Linked DNA regions of Mus musculus: region 2 is linked to region 1. Evidence: chromatin contacts called from ENCODE POLR2A ChIA-PET data. All regions are on one chromosome and are shown on one strand. The core of a region is the stretch at or near the end of the contact, and the rest is flanking DNA. Distances in the headings are between cores, read along the strand shown. Region 1 holds the start of Hmbs (hydroxymethylbilane synthase). Region 2 holds the start of Ccdc84 (coiled-coil domain containing 84).

Region 1 (4,550 bases), core at 125-2,624:
GGCTGGATCTCTGTTGTTCCCGGCCAGTAAAGGATTATACACAGACAAGATCCTTTTCACGAAGAAGGGGCTGAGGCAAATCCAGCTATCTCGGAATACGATCCACTTCATTCAGGGGAGAGCACACCCCACTTCTTAAAACTGTATACAAACATCTTGGAGGTTACACGCCTTCTCCCGTTCACCGTTATGAAGTCACCCAGCCTTAGCCACCCACAAAAGTCCTAGTAGAGACACACCTGAATTGCTATTGTGAGCGGGGGAACCCACCCCTGGGCCTTGTCATTTCTGGCCTGCCTGGAAAGTTCTGAACTTGTGGGCAGGCTGCCTGAGATAAGGCTGAGCTGGGAAGCCTGCTTATCTCCTGCCCAGGCAGTAAGCAGTAGTCTTGGCTATGAAAACATTTTTAGAGCACAGGGTTAGGGTAGGAAGGCCTGGATTTCAGCACCCACTTTCTGTCTGTTCATAGCTGTGAGATGTTTAGACAGTAATTTGACCACTCTGCATCTTTGCTTCTGTGACACGGGTGGAAGTACCTACCCTGTCTAACCTAGTAGGGTTGTTGCAAGGACAATATGCAGACACGGCTCAAATGCTGTTCTGGGTCAATTAATTAAAAAACAAATTGTTTGAACTTAGCAATTCCTTTCTATGGGCTCCCTGTTGTCCGAAATTTCTGTGTTATTTCAAGCCCAGCTAAATTGCAAAGGCTATCTCAGAGTCGTTTGTTGGAGGGATCTTCAGCAGTGGAGTAGACTGGAGTCCAAGAGCAAGTTTTCACCTTCAGTGACCAAGAACTTGAGTGTCTGGTTATAGAAGAACCTGTGAGATGAGGAACCTGGTGCAGGGAAGGGGGACAATCTGTACAGTGACTCCTGTCCCCTTTGTATCAGACTGCAGAACCCAGTTCTACCTGCTTGGCCCTAGACACCTTTATCCAAGGCGCCTTAACAAAAGAAAGAGGTGTGTCCTTTTGAGCTCTTGGCTCTGGCTTAAGACACCAGAGGAAGCCAGTAGGCAATGACTGTTAGGCAGTTTATTCTTGTAGTCTTCTGGGACTTCTTGAGGCATGAGGTGGCCTTTAATTTAACAAGCCCTTGATGGGATGATGTTCCCAAAGTCACCCAGCCAAGGGCATGAAAGGGCTGTACATTAGCTTGGTTGATTTCAGTCCTTGTTAGGAGTACATCCTGGTGGTACTAAGGGATGCTTAGTGACTCACCCAGGGCTTAGTGAGGCCTTCTCAAGTGCCTGAGTTGTTGTGGACAGTGAGCTTGTTCTCTAGCAATGGGAGGCTTCGGCTGTCCTGCCCCAGCTTCTGTAGGCCCCACCCTCCAGCAGGGCCCACCCTCACTGTGCCGAGGCTGATGGGCCTTATCATTTTGCCCACCTGGCTGTGTGCAGCCCTCCCACTCAGAACCTCCTTGGCCAGGCTGGGCTTTGGGGCTCAGTGTCCTGTTGCTGCTGCCACAACAGATCCTATTACAGCTTTTCCTCTGGTCTTGCTTCTCTGGATCCCGTAGGAGGGCAGAAGGTACCAAGGAAGATTCAAGGACCAGTCCTGGGAGTCTCTCCTTCCTAGCAGCCTCACCTGCCTAGGACCTGGGAGTCCTCTTTCCTAAGCCTGTGATCCTAGTTCTTTGAATGAGGAAAAGATCGTAACCTAGGGACTTTCTTCTGCAGGAAGAAAACGGCTCAAAGATGAGGGTGATTCGAGTGGGCACCCGTAAGAGCCAGGTGAGTACAGACATAGCGCGTTGTCTCAAGAATTGTAATGCTCACAGGGTCACTAGTGGGACCCAGAGACTCACAGGGTCACTAGTGGGACCCAAAGGCTAGCATTGAGCAAATAAGAGTGTGTGAGAGTCGATTTCATGGGGTACAGAAAAGAGAGTCTCTGGAGCAGGGAAATGATTGGGGTACAGAGAAGGGACTCTCAGGGCAGGCCTCATGTGAGAAGTCTAACCCCTTTCATTGCTTTCTTGGTCCATATGAGGGTCTGAGCCTGGGCCAGTGGCCAGGGGAGGTGAGAAACCATCTGACTCTCTTTCCCCAGCTGGCTCGCATACAGACCGACACTGTGGTGGCGATGCTGAAAGCCTTGTACCCTGGCATACAGTTTGAAATCAGTAAGTTTTCTTGAGAGGAGTGATTGGTAGTGAACGGGAAGCCAGTGAACCGGAGGACAGGGCATCTCTGGCTTTGCCTGTGGTCAAAGCCTGCCTTGTAAGACTATTCTGGCTGCTTGTGAAGGGAAAGAAAGATTGTCTCCTGTGCACATCTCCTCCAGCTGCCCGGGCTAGCCTGACATTTCATACTTTCTGCTTTGGGTTCTTTTATGAGTATGTCTGCTTTTTCTGTCGGTGTGTGTATCTGAGAGAGTAGGGGCTGGGTCTTCTATGCCTCAGACTCCACTGTGAATCCAGTCAAGGCCTGAACGAGGGGTGACTCAGTAGGTGTTAATGGGTATCTGATTGACTCTCTCCTCAGTTGCTATGTCCACCACGGGAGACAAGATTCTTGATACTGCACTCTCTAAGGTAACGCCAGTCCTTGTCCCCATTCTTCTTGTCCCTCTCCCACGTGTAAGGGGTTCACTCTGAGGCTCTCTCTTGCCTGGCAGATTGGAGAGAAGAGCCTGTTTACCAAGGAGCTAGAAAACGCCCTGGAAAAAAACGAGTGAGTGAGGATGGAGGAATGTGGTACCCCGAGCCTAGAACCCCAAAGTGGCTCCCCAATATTGGCAGGACTGTCGGGTTAGACTGTGGAGCTCACAGGCTTTCACAGAGGAGAGAGCCTTGCCTTGGAGTAGCCTAACTACCTGGGGAATCAGACTGTCTGGGGAAATGGGGTAGAGTAGTTGAGAAGAGACCAGGTCTTAGATCTTAAGATGCTATCTTCCTGAACGGTCAAGGATGCTGGGGTGGGTGGTGGAGGTAAGGTCACCTACTCAAAGCCTCTCTCTGTGTCCTCCCCATGTCGTCTCCAGAGTGGACCTGGTCGTTCACTCCCTGAAGGATGTGCCTACCATACTACCTCCTGGCTTTACTATTGGAGCCATCTGCAAGTAAGCGGGGAGGACATGCATGGGAGGGAGGGCCCTGGGCAGGATTAATCCTACTGTGGGAATCTTTGAGTTTTTTTTTTTGTTTTGTTTTGTTTTGTTTTTTTTTCCATTTGGAACTTGACCGCTTAGCCCTCTGTTTTGAAGGTTGTCAGACATAGTGTGGCAGGAAAGCCAATTGGTTGACTATTTAGAGTTTGTGGAGTTGGGCTCAGTGGCACGGACCTGAAATCCCAGCTACTGGGGAGGCTAAGACAGGATCAGAGATTCTGGGCCAGCCTGGGCTACAGAGGGATTTGAACCAGCCCGAGGAACTTAGATTGTGCCTTAGGGGCACCAGAAGGCTGGCTTACAGTGGCTTAGGTGGTAAAGGCATTTGCTGTCAAGCCAATGACCTGAGTTCAGTCCGTGGGGTGCACTTGGTGAAAGAAGAGGGTTGAATCCCACAAGTTGTCATCTGACTCATGCATACATGCTGTAGAATGTTTATGCTCCTCATCTCATCAATGAAAATGGAAACAATCAAGGAAATGAAATATAAAACCTGCTGGGTGGTGGTGGCGCACGCCTATAATCCCAGCACTTGGGAGGCAGCCAGAGGCAGGTGGATTTCTGAGTTCGAGGCCAGCCTGGTCTACAAAGTGAGTTCCAGGACTATACAGAGAAACCCAGTCTTAAAAACAAAACAAAACTAAACAAAAACAAACAAACAAACAAAAAAAAAACCAAAAAAAAAAAAAAAAAGAAAAAACAAAGAAAGAAATATAAAACCTTTCCAAAGAAAATAAAATGAATTTGGCCTGGTGGCTCATGCCTATAATCTCAGCATTCAGGGAGCTGAGGCAGGAGGGTTATTGTGAGTTAAAGGCTAGCCTGGGGTACAGAGAAAATTTTAGGTCAGCCTGGGCTAGAGTTAAGCCTTATCTCCAAATGCTAATACCTTTATTTCATCATTTGCTTTGCAGACGGGAAAACCCTTGTGATGCTGTTGTCTTTCACCCAAAGTTTATTGGAAAGACCCTGGAAACCTTGCCAGAGAAAAGGTGAGTGGGCCTAGTGTGCGGGGGAGAGAGGGCTGGACAGTGGAGAACAGTTGGCAGCCTGGGTTAAGTTTAATTCTAAACTCTCTCTGAGCAGTGCCGTGGGAACCAGCTCTCTGAGGAGAGTGGCTCAGCTACAGAGAAAGTTCCCCCACCTGGAATTCAAGAGTATTGTATCCTTTCAGAAGAAGGAGGGGAAAAAGAGGGAAAGAAGGACCTTCCGAAGCAAGTGGTCCATGCGGTCAGGGGGTCGTCTTTCCAGCTGTCCGTCCACCCACCCACCCACCCACCCACCCATCCATCCATCCATCCATCCACACATCCACAGTCCTTTAATGTTTTCCTTTTTTTTTTTTTTTTTTTTTCCTGAGACAGGGTTTCTCTGTGTAGCCCTGGCTGTCCTGGAACTCACTTTGTAGACCAAGCTGGCCTCAAACTCAGAAATC
Region 2 (4,708 bases), core at 218-2,717, 76 kb before region 1:
TGCAAAATCTTGGTAAAAGGGGAGGGAGAGAATGAGAGCACACTCATGCCGGACAGATGGTTCAGTGGTGAAGAGCACCTGCTGTTGCGAAGATCCAAGTTCAGTCGTCGGGAGCCTAGGGATCCTACAAAGTACCGCCTCACACAAGAGATGCATTGGGAAAGATACAAGAAAAAGATCGTCTCTACCCAGGCAAAAAGCAGCAAGGAACCACATACGAGGCAAGCATAATATAGAATGGGATTGGCGGGGCACTTTCCAGGGTAGTTTTTGATTGGTGGGATTTTATGGTCTGATCTTGGGCAAACTCCTGGATTGGTGGAATTTTGTGACCTGCTCTAGGAGCAAGCTCAGTGATTGGTGGAATTCTGTGGCATGTTTTTAGGGTAAACTCAGTGATTGGTGGAATTCTATAGTCTGATTTTTTTGGGACAAACTCAGGGATTGGTAGGATTTTGAAGCCTAATACAGGATTTTTTTTTCCTTCCTGCCGGGTGGGGCTTGACTACCTGTATATGCAGGCGCTGGAAACCTGGCCACTCAAGGAACTTAATTGTAAAGATGCTGGGTTTTGTTTCACACAAGCCAAGTTCAGGTGGGAAATGAGCATTTGGTAGAGGAGACTGGCAGGAAAATACTATCAAGTAAGCTTAATTGCAGAGACCTTGGGAGCAGACTGCTTTGAGCAACTTTGGAACAAATGGGGAAAAACATATTGGGTCTGACCTGGGCGGCGTATGACATTATTCTTGTAATGGCGATAGAGCATGATTCACTGTAACCATTCAAGTTTTCAGAATTAGATTTCCCAGCCAATGCTCGGAGAAATGACTTACAGAGAATATTCTTGTGCAGAACACCTTTGAAAATTAAGAATATCACAGTCTGCCGGGCAGTGGTGGCACACGCCTTTAACCCCAGCACTTGGGAGGCAGAGCCAGGCGGATTTCTGATTTCGAGGCCAGACTGGTCTACAAAGTGAGCTCCAGGACCCTTCCTCGAAAAACCAAAAAAAAAAAAAGAATATCACAGTGACTTAGACCCCTGCAGGTCTCAGGGAAGCTGGAGGGGCTGCTTAATACACCTCTCTAGCTTTCCTCAGAGGTCCTCATTTCTTCAGGAGTAGATTTTTTTTTTCCCATGTGTAAAATGCCAATAATCTCACACCACAAAGCATCGACGTGAGGATTCGGTGAGGTCATTAGCACAAAGCACGGGGTCACAGTGTGCGCCCTGAAATTACCAGTTCTGCGTTGTTACGCTAAACTGGGTCTTTGTCAACGCCTGAAAGTGTGCGATCTGAGGTCCTAACTGGCGTGCATTCTTTCTCGTTCTTTCACAAGCTGCCGGGTTTTCTGCGGGTGCGTGGGAGGTGGGGGCCCGGAGTGAATATTCCGCGCAGCCGCAGAACGGATTGCAATAGCGCCTACTGCCTCTAGGGGAACCGGGAGCTCCTAGGTCGCCCCGCCCCGTCCGGCCCGGAAGGGTCAGGGGTCAGTGGGTGGTGACGAGCCGCCGCTGTGTGGGTGTTCCCGGGTCCTGGGTCTATGGCGCCACCGCAGCGATGTCCTCTGTGTCGGCAAACTTTCTTCTGTGGTCGCGGTCACGTCTACAGCCACAAGCACCAGCGGCAGTTGAAGGGGGCTCTGGAGCGGCTTCTACCGCAGGTGCGGACCCGGGGCTGGGGAGGCCAGGAATGTGGGCTGGTTTCAGGGTCCTAGCTGGCTTCTGTCCTGCAGGTGGAGGCCGCCCGCCGGGCCGTCCGCGCCGCCCAGGTGGAGCGCTATGTCCCCGAGCACGATCGGTGCTGTTGGTGCCCGTGCTGTGGCTGCGAAGTGCGAAAACACCTGAGCCATGGCAACCTGACAGTGCTACACGGGGGTCTGCTGGAACATCTGGCCAGGTGACAACTGGAAAACACCCACCTCCCCCGTACAGACAGAGAGTTGTACACACGTGTGGCATGGGAAGTTGAAATTGGGGAGAAGGAAGGTCGACTTTGTGACTTAGTTGGGTTATGGACTGAACTACCTGGCCAACCGTGGAGTTTAGTGGATCTTAGCCCTTCCACGGTCCCAGTGGTGTGGGTGATCTTTCTAGAAAAGCCAGGTTGCTCTCCTCTCACCACCACCACACACTTTATTGGAAGAAAGGAGTCCCAAGATAGAGGTCTTGAAGAGGTTGGTATAAACAATCCTCTTCTCTCTGCCAAGCCCACAGAAGCAACCCAATGGCCAATCTGCATTACTTACCTAGTGCTCTGACATTCGGTACAGTTTTACTCTCTTAATGACTAGCTACGATTACTCTTTCTCTCCATTCTCAGCCCAGAGCACAAGAAAGCCACCAACAAATTCTGGTGGGAGAACAAGGCCAATGCCCAGATGAAAGAGAAGTTTCTGATCTCCCCCCAGGATTATGCACGGTGAGTTACGTGTTCGTGAGTTATCCAGGTCTTTGTCAGGCACAAGAGCTTCTTTTTTTTTTTTTTAAAGTGGTTTTTTTTATGCCATTCTTTTTTTTTTTTTTTTTTTTTTTTAGATTTATTTATTTATTTATTTATTATATGTAAGTACACTGTAGCTGTCTTCAGACACTCCAGAAGAGGGAGTCAGATCTCGTTACGGATGGTTGTGAGCCAACATGTGGTTGCTGGGATTTGAACTCCGGACCTTCGGAAGAGCAGTCGGGTGAGCCATCTCACCAGCCCCACGAGAGCTTCTTTAAATTGGGGAGTTCTGAGGGAGTGTGATGGTCCACATATGTAACCCCAGGACTAGGGAAGCAAAGAATGGATCCTTGAGCAGCCAAAGCCAGTTGAGGCTACAGACAGAACCTTATCTCAAAACAAGAACTAATTGGGGAAACTCAACTCCAGTGTGTTGGTGACCATTTATAGCTCTAGTACCCAGCTGAACCAGGTTAAGGTCCAGGCCAGCACATGTGGTTATGTTTCAGAACACCAAAAATAAGTAAATGTATTGCAAAGTCCAGCAGGGATTTCCTTATAATCTACTGCTATCTAGTGTTTTCATGGTACTTTTTATCAATATACCCTCCAACTTCTGTAGTGAACAGAGCACACTAAAGATGTGATGGCTGGGTTATGGCGCTGTAGGCCTCTAGTCCCAGGTGTTTAGAAGGCTGAGGCAGGAGGACTGCTAGGCTCAGAGGTCAAGAGGGCGTATGATCCTGCATAACTGGAGTCACAGAATGTTGTGAGTGTCCATATGGATGCGTAAATATAGGTGTTTAAAGATCAGCTAGTGCACTGCACCTCTGAGCCGTTTCTCCAGCCTCCATCATAGGATTTTTGATTAGTGAATAAAGATAGATAAAAACTTACTATTGAGGGTAATGAATTGCTGTTTGTTTGGTTAGTTGGTTTTGTGTTTGTTTGTTTGTTTGTTTTTTGAGGCAGGGTCTCTTTGTATCGTCCTGGCTTTCTCTGTAGATCAGGCTGGCCTTGAACTCACAGAGATTTGCCTGCCTCTGCCTCCTGAGTGCTGGGACTAAAGTCGAGTACTACCACATTTGACTCCTCCTTCTAAGTAAGGGAAAGAAAAGGCAAGGTGTGAAAAAGCATACAAGTGCCCTGAACCAAGACAGGATTGCCTAGCTCTGTTTTGAGACAGGATCTCATTATATAATCCATGCTAGCTTCAATCTTAATATCTTCCACTTTCTCAGTGGGGGTATTAGTTAAGCCTTTCTGTGTAGGAATGTCTTGCCTGAATTGTATGTATATATGCCATACGCATGTAGTGCCTGCAGAGGCCAGAAGAGGATGTCACATGCCCTAGAACTGGAGTTACACAGTTGTGAGCCACCATTTGGGTGCTAAAAACCAAAACCAGGTCCTCTCCAAGAATATCAAGTGTTCTTAACCTCTGAGCCATCTCTCCAGCCATTATTTTTTTATTTTTTTTAATTTATTTTTTTATTAGGTATTTTCCTCATTTACATTTCCCAATGCTATCCCAAAAGTCCCCCATACTCACCCCCCCACTCCTCTACCCACCCACTCCCCCTTTTTGGCCCTGGCGTTCCTGTGTACTGGGGCATATAAAGTTTGCAAGTCCAATGGGCCTCTCTTTCCAGTGATGGCCAACTAGGCCATCTTTTGATACATATGCAGCTAGAGTCAAGAGCTCCGGGGTACTGGTTAGTTCATATTGTTGTTCCACCTATAGGGTTGCAGTTCCCTTTAGCTCCTTGGGTACTTTCTCTAGCTCCTCCATTGGGGGCCCTGTGATCCATTATTTTTTATTTTTAATAATTGGGGTATTGTGTGTGAGTTCTCGTGTCCTTGGGAGACCAGAGGTGGTAGTTTCCTGGATCTGGAGTTACAGGCAGCTGTGTTACACCACAGCCTCACATGTGTTGGAAACTGAACTTGGGTTGAATGCAAGAGTAGTATGTGTTTTTAATTTCTGAGCCTTCTCTCCAAGCCAATAGTGGTATTTTTCTTTCTGAGATTGATTATTGGGTGTGTGTATTTGTGTGTTTCCATGTCTGTGTTGGGTATATGCCTCTGAGTACTACTCTACAAGATGGTCAGCAGCATCAAATCCCTCTGGAGTTGGAGTCAGGTTGTTGTCAGCTGCTCAACATGGATGCTGAAAGCTGAACTTGAGTCCACTGGAAGAGTCGGATGTACTTTTTTTTTTGATTTTGTGTGTATGGGGTTTACCTGTGTGTGTGTGTG

Evidence for each region. ChIA-PET counts read pairs that join two places held with the same protein, here RNA polymerase II (POLR2A).
Region 2: POLR2A ChIA-PET joins it to region 1 with 17 read pairs in embryonic stem cell. The contact joins the promoter of Ccdc84 here to the promoter of Hmbs in region 1. POLR2A ChIA-PET finds 5 or more read pairs at or near these places in 4 of 5 experiments (Patski and embryonic stem cell).

What each region holds. Positions count from the first base shown.
Region 1 is chr9:44,339,205-44,343,754 of GRCm38, reverse strand. Hmbs (hydroxymethylbilane synthase) reads left to right here and starts at 1,374. Exons shown (of 14, transcript NM_001110251.1): 1 at 1,374-1,534; 2 at 1,684-1,737; 3 at 2,057-2,129; 4 at 2,491-2,540; 5 at 2,624-2,679; 6 at 2,990-3,067; 7 at 4,030-4,107; 8 at 4,202-4,277. The coding sequence starts at 1,702.
Region 2 is chr9:44,414,828-44,419,535 of GRCm38, reverse strand. It overlaps Ccdc84 (coiled-coil domain containing 84), which reads left to right and starts at 1,467. Exons shown (of 11, transcript NM_201372.4): 1 at 1,467-1,667; 2 at 1,740-1,903; 3 at 2,327-2,425. The coding sequence starts at 1,548.